7 separate regions of the Homo sapiens genome follow, and regions 2, 3, 4, 5, 6 and 7 are each linked to region 1. The links are chromatin contacts, found by Hi-C or POLR2A ChIA-PET in ENCODE. All regions are on one chromosome and are shown on one strand. The core of a region is the stretch at or near the end of the contact, and the rest is flanking DNA. Distances in the headings are between cores, read along the strand shown. Region 1 holds the start of CDCA7L (cell division cycle associated 7 like). Region 2 overlaps MACC1 (MET transcriptional regulator MACC1). Region 3 holds the start of GIRGL (glutamine insufficiency regulator of glutaminase lncRNA). Region 4 holds the start of CCDC126 (coiled-coil domain containing 126). Region 5 holds the start of ITGB8 (integrin subunit beta 8). Region 6 holds the start of TRA2A (transformer 2 alpha homolog). Region 7 holds the start of NUP42 (nucleoporin 42).

Evidence for each region. A loop is a pair of places that touch in the nucleus more often than their neighbours do. ChIA-PET counts read pairs that join two places held with the same protein, here RNA polymerase II (POLR2A). Pooled maps may share reads with other maps.
Region 2: a loop to region 1 is called in a map with no recorded cell type, with 6 times the contacts of the local background. The contact joins the enhancer-like site here to the promoter of CDCA7L in region 1. A Hi-C loop is called at or near these places in 2 of 37 single-sample maps with no recorded cell type and 2 of 50 pooled maps. POLR2A ChIA-PET finds 5 or more read pairs at or near these places in 1 of 52 experiments (common myeloid progenitor, CD34-positive).
Region 3: a loop to region 1 is called in a map of OCI-LY7, with 4 times the contacts of the local background. The contact joins the promoter of GIRGL here to the promoter of CDCA7L in region 1. A Hi-C loop is called at or near these places in 1 of 168 maps with a recorded cell type or tissue (OCI-LY7), 3 of 37 single-sample maps with no recorded cell type and 3 of 50 pooled maps. POLR2A ChIA-PET finds 5 or more read pairs at or near these places in 1 of 52 experiments (common myeloid progenitor, CD34-positive).
Region 4: a loop to region 1 is called in a map of B cell, with 12 times the contacts of the local background. The contact joins the promoter of CCDC126 here to the promoter of CDCA7L in region 1. A Hi-C loop is called at or near these places in 2 of 168 maps with a recorded cell type or tissue (B cell and PC-9), 2 of 37 single-sample maps with no recorded cell type and 11 of 50 pooled maps. POLR2A ChIA-PET finds 5 or more read pairs at or near these places in 2 of 52 experiments (GM10248 and activated B cell).
Region 5: a pooled map shows a loop between it and region 1 (6-fold over the local background). The contact joins the promoter of ITGB8 here to the promoter of CDCA7L in region 1. A Hi-C loop is called at or near these places in 1 of 37 single-sample maps with no recorded cell type and 6 of 50 pooled maps. POLR2A ChIA-PET finds 5 or more read pairs at or near these places in 1 of 52 experiments (MCF 10A).
Region 6: a loop to region 1 is called in a pooled map, with 17 times the contacts of the local background. The contact joins the promoter of TRA2A here to the promoter of CDCA7L in region 1. A Hi-C loop is called at or near these places in 3 of 37 single-sample maps with no recorded cell type and 9 of 50 pooled maps. POLR2A ChIA-PET finds 5 or more read pairs at or near these places in 1 of 52 experiments (Panc1).
Region 7: a loop to region 1 is called in a pooled map, with 6 times the contacts of the local background. The contact joins the promoter of NUP42 here to the promoter of CDCA7L in region 1. A Hi-C loop is called at or near these places in 3 of 37 single-sample maps with no recorded cell type and 6 of 50 pooled maps. POLR2A ChIA-PET finds 5 or more read pairs at or near these places in 1 of 52 experiments (activated CD4-positive, alpha-beta T cell).

The regions. Positions count from the first base shown.
Region 1 is chr7:21,944,591-21,947,226 of GRCh38, reverse strand. It overlaps CDCA7L (cell division cycle associated 7 like), which reads left to right and starts at 1,328. Exons shown (of 10, transcript NM_018719.5): 1 at 1,328-1,446. The coding sequence starts at 1,423. RefSeq lists enhancers at 730-979, 664-1,374, 1,370-1,519 and a silencer at 1,660-1,709.
Region 2 is chr7:20,198,179-20,200,814 of GRCh38, reverse strand. The region is part of intron 1 of MACC1 (MET transcriptional regulator MACC1); the gene reads left to right. Among named protein-coding and RNA genes, the nearest start is that of MACC1, 18 kb to the left of the region's middle. RefSeq lists enhancers at 1,285-1,384, 1,415-1,464. Within about 2 kb of position 1,319, at least 14 of the 41 ENCODE cell types and tissues checked have a DNase peak (open chromatin) inside an H3K27ac peak, as active enhancers do.
Region 3 is chr7:20,216,227-20,218,862 of GRCh38, reverse strand. It overlaps GIRGL (glutamine insufficiency regulator of glutaminase lncRNA), which reads right to left and starts at 1,286. Exons shown (of 4, transcript NR_134569.1): 1 at 1,241-1,286; 2 at 500-607. MACC1 (MET transcriptional regulator MACC1) reads left to right here and starts at 1,479. Exons shown (of 7, transcript NM_182762.4): 1 at 1,479-1,564. RefSeq lists an enhancer at 455-1,654.
Region 4 is chr7:23,596,030-23,598,665 of GRCh38, reverse strand. CCDC126 (coiled-coil domain containing 126) reads right to left here and starts at 1,284. Exons shown (of 4, transcript NM_138771.4): 1 at 1,061-1,284; 2 at 615-699. LOC105375187 (a long non-coding RNA gene) reads left to right here and starts at 1,341. Exons shown (of 2, transcript XR_927098.2): 1 at 1,341-1,549. RefSeq lists a silencer at 803-1,042.
Region 5 is chr7:20,329,514-20,332,149 of GRCh38, reverse strand. It overlaps ITGB8 (integrin subunit beta 8), which reads right to left and starts at 1,250. Exons shown (of 14, transcript NM_002214.3): 1 at 217-1,250. The coding sequence starts at 343. It overlaps ITGB8-AS1 (ITGB8 antisense RNA 1), which reads left to right and starts at 388. Exons shown (of 3, transcript NR_110120.1): 1 at 388-500. RefSeq lists silencers at 290-529, 1,000-1,389 and enhancers at 1,470-1,759, 1,860-1,929, 2,017-2,629.
Region 6 is chr7:23,530,629-23,533,264 of GRCh38, reverse strand. It overlaps TRA2A (transformer 2 alpha homolog), which reads left to right and starts at 1,284. Exons shown (of 8, transcript NM_013293.5): 1 at 1,284-1,476. The coding sequence starts at 1,441. RefSeq lists enhancers at 46-545, 905-1,024, 546-1,047, 1,195-1,414, 1,425-1,474 and 3 more.
Region 7 is chr7:23,180,745-23,183,380 of GRCh38, reverse strand. NUP42 (nucleoporin 42) reads right to left here and starts at 1,333. Exons shown (of 7, transcript NM_007342.3): 1 at 1,175-1,333. The coding sequence starts at 1,295. RefSeq lists enhancers at 969-1,038, 1,139-1,738.

The sequences.
Region 1 (2,636 bases), core at 79-2,578:
AAAGGAAGGAAGGAAACCTTTTCCATGTTTTCTCTTCAAGCTTGAGTAAATGTTTGGCAAATTTCATTCACTCGTTCAATAAAGAAAAGATGAACGTCAGATCCTAAGCAGCTGAGAGGGGCTGCAGAAGGTCCTATGCGTACAGGATGCTCTACTGTAAACCTATGACCACGGTTCTAAATAGGTGTGCAACACTGTCCAGCAAACCTGCTGTGATTTCAGGACAACTTCATTTACCATTCTCCCCACTCTCTACTTCAACTCTCCCACAATTTCCACAAACTTAATTCCTCACTCTTCATATCTGAACTCTAAGAAGTATTCCCTGACCTCTATCAGATTGTCTTCCTATTTCACACCACCATTAATACCACTTGCCTTTTTTCTCATGGCATCATCGCTCCAAATTTACATTTATTTGCATCATCATTACATTTGTCATTGATAGTGGTATCAAATTAATATTAATTATAAATCTAATTTATAAAATTTACATCGTTATTACACTTATTTGCATCATTATTGTATTTATTTAGAATAATGCAATTAGGTTGGTAACTGGCTCTCAGGCTGTAAACTCCAACAGAGCAGGGGCCTGTTTTTGTTCACCCTTCTGTTCCTAGGACTAGCCCAGTGCCTGATGCTTAGTAGATGCCGGGGTCAATTCTGTTAAATTAGTCAGCATTCCTGACCTCTACAAACTCTTTGTCTGGTGGGTGTGGAGGCCTACTGTGTAATGGCCGTCTAAAGTTTCAGGCGGGTTTGCATCTGTCCACCTGGGCCTTGGTAAAGAAACCTGGGTTGCCTGTTCTGCAAAGTGAACCCTGTAGCAAATGTTTTGGGAGACAGAATCTTCCCAAAGAGAACCCTGCCCCGTTACAACAACAAAACAAAACAAGCCCCAAAGCCGCCCTACAATATTTGCCTGGATCAGAGACAGGGGTTGCAGCAGAAGCTCGCGCCCCAGGGCATGACCTGGAATAAACCCTGCCAAGTATCCAGCGCGCGTGCCAGCTGGAGGCTGCGCCGGGACAGCCCCCTCATTTCTCCCGCGCTAAACCCCGCCGGACGGCTCCACTCCCTCCCTCTGCTGCAGGGGGGAGCCCGGCGCCCTAACACTGGTAATTGCTCTTGCCGCGCCCAACTGCAGCCCCCTCTCGCGCCGCCTGCGAAGACAAGGTCAGTGGCCGCGAAGTTGGAACGTGATCGGAGCCACGAGGCCCAGTGAGGCGGCACCGAGGGGGCAGCGCAACGCGCTCCCCCTGTCCAGGGCGTCAAGTGCGCCCCTCCCGGGGCCCGCCTGTGCTCCGGGCGGAGCGCGCTAGCTGCTCGGGCGCGGGGCGTTCTTGGTGCGCCGGGCCGTGGTGAGTCCGGGCTCCCGTGGCCGCGTGCTGGGAGGAGACTGGAGCCCGGTTAGGAAGAATGGAGTTGGCGACTCGCTACCAGGTGAGGGTCCGGCCGCCCGCCGCCGTCCGGACGCACCCACAGTTTGACTTCCCTTTGCCACCCGGTCCTGCTGGCCTTGGGCTGGAAACGTGGCCCTTGGCTGCGGCACTGGGGATCTGGCGCGCCCAGCCGGTTGAGTGCCGGAGTGGGCGCGCCCTGCAGGTGTGCGCAGTGGGTCACGTTTGTGCTACGCGGACCACAGAGGCCGGTCGCCCCAGCACACAACCGCGCTCAGCCTGGCGCTCTGCTCAGTCTCGGGTGGCCGCCGGGGGTGCAGGCGGGGAGCTAGCGGGGCGCAGCGCCTGCGTTTGCAGCCCTCGTGAGACGGGGGAGGGGCTTTTTTTGTGCACTCCCCACACTTTCTCCGGGAATTGGCACAGAGATCAGGAAGCTTAAGAAAGTTGTAATTTTTTTTTTTTAACAGTCGATCGCCAGACCAGTCCAACTTGGATAATGGAGTTTAAAAATAATAACTTTAGTGTTTATTCTAGAACTTTTGTAAACGTTTTCAAGGAATTAGTAACCATTTGGGGGAAATGGTAACGTCATTGGGCCGAGTTAAACAAGCTGCAAGATCCCAAATCATATGCACAGCACGACCCCAATTACGCGTTAAGGGCCTAACTCGTCTTTAAAACTCATTAGCAAACACTTGAGTAAGTTCCCCCAAACGTTTCAGTGAGTAGTGGGAATGTGAACGTGACTTCAGTTTTCTCTTTTTACTTCTTAAAAGAGCTTTTCTCTACGTTATCGTAATGGAGATACATGTTTACTTAGAAGTAAGCAATAAAAACATTTTTCATAAGAACTAAAAATACAACCTTTAAAAAGGGAAACAAGCAGCCACGCCTCTGCTTGTGGGAGCACGGAGATGCTTTGTGCGAGGATTGTTTTTTTTTTTTTTTCCACTTGTTTTATTGAGAGTCGCGAGACTCACTGCTTCCACCTTGCTTCCGACTGGTGTTTACTTTCCTCCACCTGCGTGCCTGGCCCGGGAGAAGGGGAGGCGGGGCCGCCAGCGTTGGAAGGCGCAGAGTGCCCGGCGCCCGAGCCCAAACCGCTGTCACCTGCCCGAGTCTGGCGGCAAAGACTGAGCCACTAACGGTAGCTTTGGCCTTTTAGTAATTTCTGAAGCCTTCCTGAAAATGGTCGCTTGAGAAAAATCTGTTGTTGATGTTTCTGAGAATATT
Region 2 (2,636 bases), core at 70-2,569, 1.7 Mb after region 1:
TCCACCCTGCCTGGAAGCAGAGAATAGGCATGAAAATATTGAATGGCTCTTAGAAACTTCCAGGATTAGATAGCACCCATGTTTCTAGCTGGGGTTGTGGGGGATATCTCAGGTATCTGACTGTGCATCAGTGAAAAGATTTCTTCTGGCTCCAGCAAAAAAAGAAATCAGGTGCTGATGGTTGAGTGCATTACTTCATCCCCCTTCTTAGGTAATTACATCACTCTGTCTCTCATGTCTTGTGATGAGTTTGGCAGTTTCCTAAACTAAAAACTTCCTGTAATTAACCTACGCACTCTTGCCTGTTAAATTTTGACAACAATTTACTTTCTCTTCCAGGATTTGTCGTTATGACCAGTAAATTGGTAGGAAATACTGATATCAAAGGTCTCCCAGTAACCTCTTTTTTCCTTGGAAGTCATCGTGTGTTTTCTTTGGTATTTATCAGTATTTTGAAGTATAACTTAATAGTGTTTGTTAATGAGGGATATAACTGTTATCTCTTTATCTATAACTGTCCATTTCTAGTAATCTAGTAATCTTTTAAATCTTTTAAATCTACTAATCTTTTAAATCTAGTAATCTAGTAATCTTTTAAAAGATTCTTCGTGTTTTTTCAGTTAGCCCCTGTATTTCCTTTCCCCAATAAAACTGTTATTCCCACACACTCCTAGGTGTTTATTGTGAATAAATATTTTATTATGAATTTTATTTATCTTCATCTGTAAAAGGAAATACATATATATGTATGTATATATACATACATATGTACACACACACACACACACACATAATGGTATAGCCACTTGTTTATCTTTATTCTCTATCTTGTTAATAATTGTATAGGATTTGGCTAATTCATTTGAGCCTTAAAACTTGGTTTGCAAGGTCGTTTTCCTTTATAAAAGCATGTATAACTCACTACTTTCTGATTGATTCATTTTATAGAACATTTAATTTTATTGTTTAAATTTATTTTTAAGATATCTGTTTTTACTTTAAAAATAAGTTTTTCTTAACTTTAAGAACAAGAAAAAGGTAAAGATTTAAAGTGAATTCTTCATCAACATTTTTGAATGACTCTGTACTCTTTGACTCACCTCTGTGAGTTCCTCTTCATTCACTTTGGTTTCTAATTTCATGTTAGTAAGTGCTCTGCTCTCTCTGTGTGCTTCCTGTTTCATTTGAAGACTTCCTTATTCTGTCATTTCATCCTTATTTCAGAGCATGCCTTCCTGATGATTATGTGACAAGGGTGTGGGTGGAGGATAGTGGTGTTGGAGAGGGCAGGTTGGTTTCAGGCCAAGTGGTTGCCAAGGCATCCATTCTGCCAATCAAGGCAAGCTGAGTGCTTCGCTGCTTTCTTCTGGGTTGAACTGAAGCCTCCAGTACTATCACACACACCAGGTCCCTTCTCCATGTAATATACATAATATTGCTTTAGATAGCTTTGGCTAGGACAATGCTTACTTTTTCCATGAGTATGAACAGGAGAAGATCAAACCTTGCCAACTCTTTATCTGTGGATCACATTTCTACCTTAGTAGCTAATAATTTTTCCTTCTCCTCACAGATTTCTTGTGCAAGCCTTGTATGAACCACATAATCTGTGTCTGTCTCAATTTCTTATCTGCAAATGGAGCTAATAACATTGGCTGCTTTTCTCCTGAGATAGTCCTGAGGATTAATAAGCTGGCTTTCAAAAGCACAAGTGTCTAAGATGATAGGCCCTCCATAAATTCAAATTACTATTATTGCCATTCTCCTTACATACTGGCAGCTGAATAATACACTCGCATAAAATATTATATTTACATAGACCTTTACATTTTGAGAAGTATTTTGTAACATTAACTTAGACAAGCCTTTCTCTCTGCACAGTCTCAGCACCACTCTTCTGTGGATAAAAGATTTGTTAGGCATCCTTGGTGGATCTCTCTTTTTCATTGAGTCTTCATTGTTTTGCCAATTCAAGTTACTATTATTATTTTTTAGTCCTATTCTGTCTCTGATTTGAAGGAATTGTTCTACATCAAGTCTCCTTGTGGTGCATGGGATTTATTCTTTAGATTGAATTAATTAGAAAATATACAAGTAATTTTGGCTTATAAATTGATAACCCTGTAAAAATCTTGCCTTGTTAGAAAGCGACAGAAGAAATTATAGGCGAGGCTGAGATCTAAAAGGAGAGCTCCAGAATGGAGGCTTGGACCAGGGGCAGACCAGGAGCTTATCAAGATACAATTGAATAATCAAAGGGTGGAGCCTGGACAAAATGTTTACTTGTCTGGTAAGCCTTAAATGTTTACATTGGCCAATTGATCCCCTTTCATCTTCTCTTGCCCACTAGGAGACCAACATCCATTAAACTCTAGTTTTTGGCAGTCCTGTTCTGTTCATTGTTTATATCCTGGACTAGCATGATATGCTTGGCTCTTTATCCCTCTATGATCTCCCATGCTGTCTGTGGATCTGATGCCTAATTCTGGTTCAGAAAAGCCCCTGGGACTTTACTTAGGCACCAGTTTAGTGCCTGGTTTTCCCAGCTCCCATGAAAGGGGATAAAACATTGCTTTGATCAATATCTCTTTGGTAATGGTTTGCTTCTCTTTCCACTACTCTCCTCCATACCCACA
Region 3 (2,636 bases), core at 37-2,536, 1.7 Mb after region 1:
AGATATACAATGTGTTATGAGAGGAGCAGATGCAATATTATGAAATTGATTAGGAGGAAGAGAATAACTCAGATTAAGACAAACTGAGAAGGACATCTTGAAGAGTGTTTTTCATTGAGCTTTGGAAAAAATGAAATCTCTGAACATTTCAAGATGAGCAAAAATGGTTTCAGGGAGGAGAAATGCCATGCAGAATGCCCTCTGTAGGGTTTGGGGAAATTAAGAACCATTTGTTTTGGAAATAATATAATGACATAAAGGAAAGCTAGGTTCTAGTAGAGAGTTGAGGAACCTGTGACAAAAAGAAACAGAACAGCTCAGTTTGGATTGTGGGATGAGTCAAGGGGAAACTTCAAAGGGAATCTGGGTGGATTAGGTGATCTGGCAGCATGAAGCCAGGGATGCATCAGGGAGGAAGGGGTGGTTAGAACAGTAGGAGAGAAAGTGCAGAAAAGGGAAAGGAAACTTTTTCTTTGTCACCATTCTGCCATCTACTTACATTAGATGAATCCTTCTATTATGTTTCTGAACCCAGACCCAGCCAGGACTTGTCTCTATTCATTTTCTGGGCTGTGTCTAACAGGAGATAATAGGCTAGAGAGAGATGCTGTATGAACAAATAGAGAAACACATTTGTTTTAAACATTCTCTGTTGCTGATGTTGGAAAAAAATGTGAAACAATTATTGCACATTTCATTTCACTAAGTTTTACCTTTTTTCCCCTTTCCCCTAATTTTCTCTTTCTTGAATTTTGAACAAAATACACAGAAGGAAAACACAAAACACAGAAATGGAAAGTAAAATGGAAGAAAATATCAAGAAAACTTTATTCTTGCTTATATTTTAAAAGGCACATTTTAAAGTGTTATCTTAAAAATCCAGAGCATTTTAGAAGATGAAATGCCAAAAGGTCTCCATTATGTCTATATGTCTATGTCTTTGAGTGACAATCACAGTGCTGATGTAGAGGGAAAGGGGGAACTAGTTAGACACTGTCACTCACCTGGGAAGGCTTTATTCACCTGTTCCACAGGGCAGTGAGGCACCTTCAGCTCTGAATCACCGAAAGAGAATCTGGTGGGGCAAGTTCCAGCTGCATGAGGATTTGCTTGCATAAATATTTTTTACTTATTGCTAACACTGAGGGTGCCTTCTTACTCCCTGGCAAACATTAAACCACTTTTATTTCCTTTCATGGAAATAAGATTATATTTACAGATGGTTCTTAGATATACTCACCTGATTTTTTTTTAATTGCTTTTCCACCTGCTTCCCCTTTCTTCTTAGGGTGAAACTCTAGCCATACGCCCTCTTCTGGTTTCGGGTGAGGAGCCTGAATTGTGGGTATCGTAGTTCTCTTGCCTTTTGGGGTTTCTAGTTGGGCAGCTTTGGAGCCACAGTGGTAGAACTTCAAGTCCCAGGTGGCTCAGGAAGCAGGGGTGCAGTTGCCTGCCTGCATACGGAGCAAGGCATGTTTGAAGAGTACCCGGGTTTGGTAGAGTGACTTCTATTCACTAAAACCATGTGTCTGAACTGAAGAAGCTTGGGCTCACTTCCACAAATGTAAGTGCTGATTTTTTAAAAATAATATTCCTTTCACTATTGATATGTGCTACACACTAGGAAGTTGTATAATTTCCAGAAAAATGTAACAAACCAGCTGCTTAACAAATCAAGCCCTGCTTAAATAAAGGGAAGGTAACTGGTATTCTGTGGGCTTATGGGACATGTGTTAGAATAAACCTCATGACATAGAATAGAATAATACCTTGAGACATGGTTTAGAATAAAGTAGTTTATTTTAAAAAAAAGGAGGAACCCAGGTCACATTAACCATCAAAGGCAAAAACAAAACACTCTATGAGTTGCTTAAAATATGTAGATGGCTGAAATCCCCTAAAAACTTTAAATATCTCAAAAAGCATACAGGTATGTTAAAAAGACTGTGCTTTGAAGATAGATAAAGTTGCAATCAGCAGCCCCACTGCTTATTAGATTTATGACCATTGACAAGATGTTTCACCTCGCAAAGTCTCAGTTTCCTCATCTGTAAAGTGTGTGTGCATAACCTACCTCATTAGGTTAATAGCATTAAATTATGAATAAAAGATAATCATGTAATTAAGTTAAGGGGGTCATTAAATTAGCACAGTGCATTGTACTGAATAGACAGATGATACATGATGGAGGGTAACTTGGCTTCATCCTAATTAAGTTTCAATTAAGCTTGGAAAACACACCAAAGAAACAAAAAGACAAATACTGGATGATTCAACTTACCTGAGGTATCTGGAGTAGTCAAACTCACATAAATGATACTTAGAATGGTAGTTGCCAGGGGCTTGGGGGAAGGAGAAATGAGAGTTGTTTAATGGATATAGAGTTTCAGTTTACAAGATGAAAACACTTGGAGACTGTACAATAATGTAAATATATTTAATACTATTGAACTTAAAATTTGTAAGTGTAAACACTTACAAATGGTTAGGATGGTAAATTGTATGTTAAGTTTTTTACCACAATTAATAAAGATAGATTTTAAAAAATTTATTTTTAAGATCAAAAAGCATGTAGTGAAAATTCCAATGCCTTCCATTTATTAAAGGTCTTCCTAATTTCCTAAAAATGTCTTAAG
Region 4 (2,636 bases), core at 35-2,534, 1.7 Mb before region 1:
AAAAGTTGACCCAGGTTAAATATGGTGAAGCCCAGAGGCAGGACTGTAAAATACCTGGATGCCTACTCTGACGAAACAAACACTTAGCGCCTCTAAGGATTCCCAAAGGACACACCTGAGGGGGAGGGGAGAGGTGAATACTTGTACCTCTGAAGCTGATCCACAGAAAAGCAGAGTCATCAATTTCCTAAGAACATTCTCAGCCATCTTAAAACAGCAAAAATTAGGAAGACGGCATATTTTAATGAATCCTTTGGTTAGGTTTAAGATAAAGTGAAGAACACACAACCCAGGATGATTAAACAAACAAAAGCACAAAACTCAAGTCCAGAGGCCACTTCGGTCACTTCAGTCATAGCTAATGAAAGTATCACAAAGGATCTTTTCATCAAATGAAGAACTAATGACGTTATAGGTCTATATTCCTAATTCTAACCACTTACAGGTGTGTGTTTTGATGGATGAGAAAACTCAAGCTTAGAGCCTTTAAGTAACCAAGATCACCAAGGCAGGCAGTGAGAGAAACCCAGGCAGGATTCGAACCCTAGCTGGCTGAGCCATTCTCATTACCGTCACAGTCAACAATCAACACGGCAGTTTAAGTTCATCCTTACCAGTCACCCAGGAGATGAGTTTTGAAGAGGGAGTTTAAAAGGGGCATCTGACTTTCTCTCTCTCCCAAAGTAGAAGAGAACTGAGCTGTCAAAAACAGAAAAAGAAGTGAGTGCGGTGCCGCCCGGGATCTACATCCCGCAGCTCCGGACCAAGCCCGCCCCGCTCGACTCGCGCAGCCCCAGCCACGCTCGGCTCTCCGCCCGAGCCGAGGCGCCGCGGCTGTCAGACGCGGAGGGGCAGAGACGCGGCCCAAAGGAAGGGACAAAGAGCCTTCCCGGCCGCGGCCGGAGGCTGCCGGCCCGTTCCTAAGCCGGGTTTCCGCAGCAGCGGCCCTAGCGGGGCGGGGACCGGGGACGGGGGCGCGGCGGGGGAGGAGCGGCCGGCTAGGCTGAGGGGCGCGCGAGAGGTGCGGGCCCGGCTGGCGGACTCGCCCCTTACTCATTACCTGGCCGTGGGCTTCTCGTCACGGTCGCCGCCGCCACGGAGCTTCTGAGCCGGGGCGACGCAGCGAGAGCTAATAAGCGGGCGTCAGCTGCGTCCCACACTGGCGAAGCAGCCTCCAGATCGAGCTGGAGAAACGCCGGTGGGTGGGAGTTGGGACGAGGTTTGTTCCCAGCTTGTGGAGATTTTACTCCGCTCGTCCCTCGCACTCGGCTTCCGCTCCGCCTCCCTGCCGGCCCTTCCCGCACTCGGGGGCCAGCCGCCCGCGGCGCGCGGCATTGTGGGGGATGTAGTCCCAGAATGAGGAAGCGGCGGCACGTGCTTCCAGCCGCCCTGCACCTACCCTGGGTCAGAACGACGCAGCTGCGCGGCAACCAGAGAGGGCGGCGGGGTCTTCTGTGTTGGAAGATGAGCCCGCCAGAGGCATACCCTCGGCCTTAACTCGCTGCAGGCGCTGGAAGAAGGGCTCTGGCGTCTTGTTCCCGACCCTCCGGTGAGGAACCAACCTCCTAATACTATTGACCTGAGGCTGGGAAAGCTTAGTGATGATTAAGTGTGCTACAGATGAGACTACCCATTATTGAAGCCAAAGGTCCTTAGCCAGTGGAGTGAGGCAAGAAAAATAAAAGGATTGAAGATTAAATAGGAAGAAACAAAATTATTTTTTCATAGATTATGTAATTATGTACGTGGAGGCCGGGCGCCGTTGGCTCATGCCTGTAATCCCAGCAGTTTGTGAGGCCAAGACGGGAGGATCACCTGAGGTCGGGAATTCGAGACCAGCCTGGCCAACATGGTGAAACCCCGTCTCTACTACAGATACGAACTTAGCAGGGCGAGGTGGCGGACGCCTGTAATTCCAGCCTCTCGGGGAGCTGAGGCGGGAGAATTGCTTGAACCCAGGAGGCGGAGGTTGCAGTGAGCTGATATCGCGCCACTGCACTCCAGCCTGGGCAACAAGAGCAGAACTCCGTCTCAAAAAAAAAAAAAAATTGTTTGTGGCACTTCAAAACAATCTGCAGATAAACTGTTAACAATAAAAGTTTTTAACAAGGTTAATAGATACAAAAATCATATTTTAAAAAATCAATATTTATTTATATATGCTAGTAAAAAAGATAATTTTTTTAAAGATACCATTTCCAACAGCTCCAAACAAATATCAAGTACCTAGGAATAAATCGATCAAAGAAATGCAAAACCTGCCTGAAGAAAACATTGGAAGACACTGAAGAAGACCTAAATAAAGATGTAACATGTTCATAAATTGGAAGAGTCAATACTGAAAAATGCCAAGTCTCTCCAAACCTACCTACAGAGCCAGTGCAATTCCCAACAAAATCTCAATAAATTTCTGTGTATGTGTGAGAAACTTGACAAGCTAATTCAAAATGTTATGGAAGAGCAAAGACAAGCATTCATGAGGAAGAGGAGGAAGAAAAAAAAAGAAGAGGAGAAGGAGTGGGAGGAGGAAAACTTGTGCTACCGGATAACAAGCTTTATTATAGACTAGGCACGGTGGCCCATGCCTATGATCTCAGCACTTCGGGAGGCTGAGGCAAGTGGATTGCTTGAGCCTG
Region 5 (2,636 bases), core at 1-2,500, 1.6 Mb after region 1:
TCTGATAATTAGTCCTTGCTGTCGCTCCAGGGCAGAAATGCTTGACACCTGGCCTCTAGGCCATCTGTGCTGGAGGACGCTGCCCCGCACCCGCCCCCTTGAAGTTCTCTGATGACCGCAACTTACCTGGCCGGGATGCTCTGGCCGGGCAGCTCTTCGTGCCAGCCCAAGACCTTTGGGGAAGAGAAGAAAACAAAACAAAACAAAACAACTTACCACCTTGGCCCAGTCCAAGAACAAGTGAAAACACCCAGGCTGCCCAGAGGAACGAGGCGGGACCTCGCCGGTCGTTTTGCAGGCAGACAAATGCAGCGGTAAAAAAAGCCAGGGCCGAGCCGCACATAATGCAAAACAGCCCGCCCCGCGCCCGCCGCCTGACTGCCTTCCGGACGCGGGCTCGCGCCTCCCGGGCGCACCTCGGGGCCCGCGGGCCGAGTGTCGCTAGGACGTTTTCCGCAGGCCTAGCAGGCGGACCCCGCGGCTCGGAGCAAGCGGTGCAGGTAAGCGGGCCCGGGCACCGCTCGGCATCTCAGGGCCCCTGCGGCCCTCCCGGCTCGGCACGGCGGGTCCCGCGGTCTCCGCGAGAAGCACCTCCTTCGACGGCCAAGGGCCCCGGCGGCGACTGGAGAGAGGGCTCTGCAAGGGCTCCGCAGCCTGCTCCGGGACAAAGAAAAGAGCTTTTGTTTCTCTCCAGCCGGTGGGGCTTCTGCTGCATAAATCAGCTTAGCGAAGAGCCAAACACAATCAAACCCAAACAAAGCCCGAAGCTGGGGGGGAAACCACCCTAATGTACATTCACTGGGTGATGCTGGATCTGTGGGAGGGGACGCCGGCGAGGTCGAGGGGAAAAAAGTCTGTGGCGCATCAATCAGCGCAGTTGCTTCCACAGGTGGGCAGGGAGGCCAACACCATTAGTTGCAGCTTTGCAGCCCCGTCTGCGGAGCAGCGGGCAAAGACAAGTCGGCAGCGTCCTGGCTGGCAAGGGAGGAAGCTCGGGATGCCAGCAACAGGGGGAGGCGGCTCTGGGAGCGCCCTAGAAGCACCCGCCGACACCCGCAGGCACAGAGCGAGGCATCGCCGCTCCCTCCCTGGCGGGGAGTGGGGCCTGCGGCTGCGAGCGCAGGAGGGGAGGTTCCGCGAGGTGCCGGAGCCCGGCTTCGCGGGGCGGGGGCTGCGTGCCCTTGTCCTTTTCGCCTCAGTGCGCGGCTCAGGCGTCCCGCAGTCCAGAGCCCGAGTTGCTGGCGCGCTCTGGGGTGCACACGGCTAGGATGCGAGAGAGGCGAGGCCGGCGATGGGCGGGAGAGGGGTGGTCCTGCTCTGGCCCCCCGGGGGGCTCCAGACCTGCGGGTAGCCGGGTGCACTCAGGGCAGAGAGTTGCTAGGAAACCTCCCCACGCTACCGGAGCGCCTCGCCTCGGCTGCCCGCAGGCGCGGCTGCAGCCCGGGCAGGAGCAGCAGTAACAGCTCGGAGCAGCGTGGGCGGGACATTGGTGAGGCATGAAGTCACCGCGGCCCACACTCGCTCTTTGTTTTGCTCACTCCAGCTCTTTCTTTTCCCCCTTGGCTCTGATAGTTGCCATTCCCATCGTTCACAAGAACTCCTGAAGCGTAGCCGCGCAACAGGAATGGCACGCCTCGTTCCCTTCTCCCTCCTCCCCCGAATCCTTGCACCCCAACGCTCGCGGGGGTGGTGGGAGACTCGCTCAGCGCCAGCGGCAGCTGCGAGCAAACCCCAATCTCTCACCCCCGCGCTGCTCGCCGCTTTGTTCGGAGATACTCACTGCCCCGCAGCTGCTGCATACAAAGTGGAGTCAAGGGACCTCCCCTGCCCCCAACGCCCTCTACTCAGCACTTTGCTTGCAGTTAGGAGCTCGTCCTCTACCCCACCACAAGGCTGCCCCGGTGTCCCTAGCCTTTGGAGAGTTGGACCAGTCTGCAGGGGCTGTTCCCGGAGCGACTGGCCGAGATTTCTCGCTGCTCCTTCTCTGCTCAAAACCTTAACCCTGGACTGGACAGCCCTGTTTTTCCCCAGCGTCTGGTGGTGGCTCTGGGCTTTTGCAAGTTACAGTGGGTCTTTTGATCTTAAGCGTCACCTTCCCAGTAAACGGAACAAAAAGTTACAGACAGCAGCAAAGCGGGGAGAGGGGAGCTAAGGAGAGAAAGTGGAAGGCACTTCTGCCTGCTTGCAGCTCAGAAATTTAGGTGCAAGTAGGGTGCGGGTGTTATGCTGGGCAACTGCCCGGAAGCAGCGCGCCTCCTCGGGTCCTGTCATTACCACGCTAAGTCGAGGGAGGGAACTCAGTCCCCCGCATTGGAAACAAGGCAGTGTTTCCAGTTTAACACGGTGATGGTTCTCTTTTCCCTCTAGGGGCAGGAGCGATTCCCATTCGAGGAGTTTGACCTCTCATTTTAATACAACACCCGCCTCTTAGAGGCAGCAGACCAGTCCAGCCAGGTCAAGGTGAAATATGCGGGAGTTTCCCCCCTTCTTATTTAATAGTTTCCGTCTCCTTATTTGTAGTTAAAAAAAAAAAAAAAAAAAAAGTAGGAGGCGCGGTCTCTCTCTTTCTTTCTGTTGACTGAGTGAATGGAAAGTACCTGGTTAATAAACCACAACATCGAAACTCCCCCTTTCAG
Region 6 (2,636 bases), core at 35-2,534, 1.6 Mb before region 1:
AAAATTTAAGATGAAACTAATTTTTAAAGTTGCATTACACAAGTAAAACTCATCTCAGAGATTATTACTATGATTGGGAACCAAGTTGACAGATTTGGGAGGTCTTCACTGTGAAGCTTTATGGAAATATCTAAGTCAAAAAAACTAGTAGGGAGCTAAGCATTATAAAAAAAAAACTACACGGCTGTCTCTAGGAGGGGGAACTGGAGCAGGGACACGAGGCAAGGAGCAGCGGCTTTGCATCATAACCTCATCTGTGCATGTACTACGTCGACATTACACAGGGCAAATATGGAAGAAAAGTAATACAGTCAGCTGACAACGTGCCCCCCAAAAGCCTGTTATATATACACGATTCCAGCCGGGCGCGGTGGCTCAGGCCTGTAATCTCAGCACTTTGGGAGGCCGAGGCGAGCAGATCGCTTGAGTCCACAAATTCGAGACCAGCCTGGGCAGCATGTCAAAACCCCATCTCTGCAAAACACACAAAAATTAGCCGGGTGGGCCGGGTACGGTGGTTCACCCTTGCAATCTCAGCACTTTGAGAGGCCCAGGCGGGCAAATCACCTGAGGTCAGGAGTTTGAGACCAGCCTGTCCAACATGGTGAAACCCCCGTCTCTGCTAAAAATACAAAAATTAGCCGGGCGTGGTGGTGCATGCCTGTAATCCCAGCTACTGGGGAGGCTGAGGCAGGAGAATTGCTTGAACCTGCGAGGTGGAGGTTGCAATGAACCTAGATAGCGCCACTGCACTTCAGCCTGGGCAACAGAGTGAGACTCCGTCCCAAAAAAGAAAAAAATTAGCCGGGCGTGGTGGCGCGCGCGGGAGCCTGAGGTGGGAGGATCGTCTGAGCCCGGGAGTTTGAGGCTGTGGTGAGCAGTGATCGCTTCACTGCACTTCAGCTTGGGTGACAGAGCGAGACCCTGACTCAAAAAATAAACAAACATAAAAAAACGCTTCCAATGTTTTGTTCCCTTACATCAGAATCCACTTGGACAATATTTAAAGGGGCTAAGGTCATATAAGGCTCATCTGGCGACTGAAAAGTCTTCAAAGAGGTTGACGCGTCCGAGGTGAGTCTGAAGTTTGGAGGACAGCACGGGACCGCGATTCCAAGGCGCCCAGGTTGAGAGCGCAGGCCGCCCGCCAACCTCCACCCTCGCTCCAGGCCCAGCCGACACAAAGCCTCGCGGGAGGTGGAGCCTCGTGACGTCACAGAGACGCCCGCCCCCTTTACGTCGTGCTCTGAGGAGGCCAGGAGATTTCTGGCGGCGCCGGCGCCATTTTGCTGGAGCCTGCGACCGAGTGGGAGTGGAGTGGAGCGGCTGTGGTTGCCGACTCTTTCCTCTTCCCCACGGTCCAGTCAGCGGGTTAATTAGGCCATCGGCCCTCGAGCCGAGACTTGTCTCTTATTTAGTTCTGGGGAGCGCCTCGTCGACATGAGTGATGTGGAGGAAAACAACTTCGAGGGCAGAGTGAGTACAAAGCCGCGGGAGCCGTCTAGGCGGCGGCCCAATGCTCGGGGTTTCACGGGAACAAGCGCGGTCGGGCGGGGTTGCGGGTAGTCCCGCGAGGAGCAACCTCTGGAGCCATCGCGATTGATTCCTCCCATCCCAAGATGGCTTCTGGGTTCCACTCCTTCCCCAAACACCACGGATAACACCCCTCCCCCTTTTTTGGAGGCTGACTGATACCTGGACTTCTGGGTCCTCTTCCCTCCCCGCCCCCGCATTGCTTCCTCCCTTCTCCCCACCCCTGAGGCTTCCTTATGTCTGCTCCGAGGTGTGGGTCCCCGTCGCGGTTGGGCGGGAGGAGGCGGCAGGGAGCTCCCCTCCGTCCGGATAGTGGTAGGTGCTTCCTGCGGTGGCATTTCTGGCGACCCCGAGCATCGTAGAGGGTCTCGGGATCGAAAGTGCGCGGGGCTGCTTTCCGGGCGGGGAGAAGCTGGCGTGGGACTAGCTGGGGCCTGTGTCTCCTTGGCTCTCTATTTCAGTGAGCGGCCGCGTCTCTGTTGGAACCGGCGGCGTTGCGTCTAAAAAGGCGAAAGCCTTGAGGTTGAAGGTGGGACGAGCCTAATGAAGTGGTTAGTCAACGACCGCACCGACCCTTAAGCGTTCTTAAGACGAGAGCTGTGAGGGGAAACTACGCAAGGAGCCCTTTTCCCTTAATGTCCCTTCGACTTTCCTTTCACTTCGAAATGAATGTGGAAATGCTGTCACGCCTTATTTTTCTAATTCCTCGATGTTGGGTTTTTTCTCTTCTTTATATCTCAACTTTTAATGCTCTTCTTCCTATGACCTTTCATCTAAAAACTGACCACTCCTTTACAGGTTTTTACGGTAAAAAAAAAAAAATCTGTCTTTCTTTAATCTTACATAGCTGAACGAATTCATTGGCTCAGTATTTTTAAGATAACTAGTCAGTATATACTGTTCTGTAACTTAAAAGATGACCTGAAAATTAACAGGCCCTCTCCCATTTCTCTTCTCACTCTATCCCCCACCGAAGAGGGCTCAGAAAAAAGTTTTTATTAATATATTTGGGGTCGGAGAAATACAAACATCACAAAGAATACGATATCCCCAGCTTAAATGTACTGGAACGTTTGTCAGTGAGTTTCATTTCCAAAGTTTAC
Region 7 (2,636 bases), core at 84-2,583, 1.2 Mb before region 1:
GGGCATGGTGGCGGGCACCCGTAATCCCAGCTACTCGGGAGACTGAGGCATAAGAATCGCTTGAGCCTGGGAGGCGGAGGTCGCAGTGAGCCGCCTGACTGAGAGAGCAAGACTCCGTCTCAAAATAAAATAAAAAAATAAAGGTCAGATGAATAGCCCTAAAGGAGGGGAAGGAAGGGAGACAGCACCGAATTATTAACCCGATCTTTAAAAATCTTGTGTTGTTCTAAGGTTTCATGTCTAATCTCTCCTTTCCTTGAAGATAAAAAGCTTTGACAATGATCTAGGCCCAGGGACTAGATCAACGTGGCCCCCGCATCTCCTTTCCTCACCTCCCGGATAGCCCTTAACTGGGCGTCCCACATTCCCAATTTCACCCCAAATTTATGAGCAGGTGCATTTTTGCGGTATGGCTCTATAGGTTTTATTAGATTTTCTTTTTTTCTTTTCTTTCTTTCTTTTTTTTTTTTTGATAGTCTCGCTCTGTCGCCCAGGCTGGAGTGCAGTGGCACGATCTCGGCCCACTGCAACCTCCACCTCCCGGGTTCAAGCGATTCTCCTGTCTCAGCCTCATGAGTAGCTGGGATTACAGGCGCGCGCCACCACGCCCGGCTATTTTTTTTTTTTTTTTTTTTTTTGGTATTTTTAGTAAAGACGGTGTTTCACTATGTTGGTCAGGCTGGTCTCAAACTCCTGACCTCGTGATCCGCCCGCCTCGGCCTCCCAAAGTGCTGGGATTACAGGCGTGAGCCACCGCCCGGCCGGTTTTATTAGATTTTTTCAAAGAAGTCCACGACTTCTCCAAAATGAAGTCCTGATTCTGACCCAAGCTGCTAGCCTCACCCTCGAAAAAACAACTTAGTAAAAATTATATTCAATTCCGGCATTTACCTACAAGGTAGTTTCGATAGGTACTTCCGATTTAAAAACTCAGTTTCGCACAAGCATCCAGGCCCAAACCCAGGTCCTCAGAAGCTCAATAAAAACGGACCACATGAATAATATGTAGATAAAACCCTCGGTTTAAAAACGTTGTGCAGGGCCCAGTAGGGCCGGCAAGGCCGCGACGCGGGCACGTTGGGGTCACCAGCAGCGGGAAACACGCGGGACGCCCGGTCCCCGCCGGCGGACCCTTCCCGGCTCGGTTACCGCGGAGGATTCAGAGGAGAGTCACCTGAAGGCTGCTGCTGCGGTTGCTGCCGTCCTCCTCCTGCACCCCTAGCACCGGGATGTTCGTTCCAGCACCGATCTCCAAAGCGGCACCGGCCTTGAAGGAAGAATTGACAAATGGCCATTGCGACGGCGTCGCTGACGGAGGGCGTCTTCAGTCTGCACCGTTCGATGCCTGTTACTGGGCAGAGAGCCCTAAGGCAACCTCGGCGCCCGGCCGGGCTACTGTGACGTCATCTTCTCGCGCCTGGGAAGGCCTTTTTCCGCCTCTCACCCGGCAGTGCCATGAGACGCATGGACTTGAGCCAATAGGACTTGAGAAGAGCGGACCGCTCTGACGCTTTGAGTGTGTCCTGGGAAGGAGGGATGCTTGAACGGTTACGTGAAGACCGGAGGCGCGTTTGACCCCGGTGCAGGGCCTCGGACTACAGGAAGGCTGGAGGTCCAAAATGAGAGGAAAGCGGAGCAAGCAAACGCAGAACTTCAGCAAGGCCCTCAGAGGAGAATTAGCTATGATTTGAGAGACTGAGTCGTTCTTGCTGAGACGGTAAAACTTAGCTTGGGCTGAGAAAGTAACAAACTGCCTAGCCTTTCATCTGGATGGATAACAGAGTCAAATAAAGCCAGACGACGTTAAGAGGAAACAATGTTTCTTTTAGGACATGCTGCAACGGAAAAGTATTACCACTTAAGTACATTCTTACTACACACTGAGAAACCTTGTTATTTCTTCTTTTTTTTTTTTTTTTTTGAGACGGAGTCTCGCTCTGTCGCCCAGGCTGGAGTACAGTGGCAGAGCTTGGAGGCAAGCTCTGCCTCCAAGGTTCATGCCGTTCTCGTGCCTCAGCCTCCCGAGTAGCTGGGACTACAGGTGCCCGCCACCACGCCCGGCTAATTTTTTTGTATTTTTAGTAGACACGGTTTCACCGTGTTAGCCAGGATGGTCTCTATTTTCTGACCTCGTGATCCGCCCGCGTCCGCCTCCCAAAGTGCTGCGATTACAGGTGTGAGCCACCGCGTCTGGCCGAAACCTTGTTCTTTCAAGTCCACATAAACGTTGCTATTTGAAATTATATCAGAACGAGTGAAAAGTCCCATCCTTGCCTGGAGGATCTAAGTCTCTTTGACGCAGAGAAGCAGCCTCAATTTCTATCCAGGTGTAGAGCTTCAGATAAACGGTTCTGAAAACATTCTGTATTTTCTTAACTTTGCAGTTTCCAAGGAAACATGCCCTACATTCAATTCTCGTCCAGACCTGATGTTAATGCCTTTACACACAGCTATGCTTTGAGATTTCATTTAAATTTCACCTAAACTTCACTCTCCCCGCCAAAACATACAATAACTACCTTTTATTTTGTACGGTGAGACACACCACAGCTCCTCTGGTGTGCAGTCTTCTTGATTGCAATAAGTCAATAGATCTGACTTTGTTGGATTACAGGTTTGTGCTGGTGGTTTTAGGA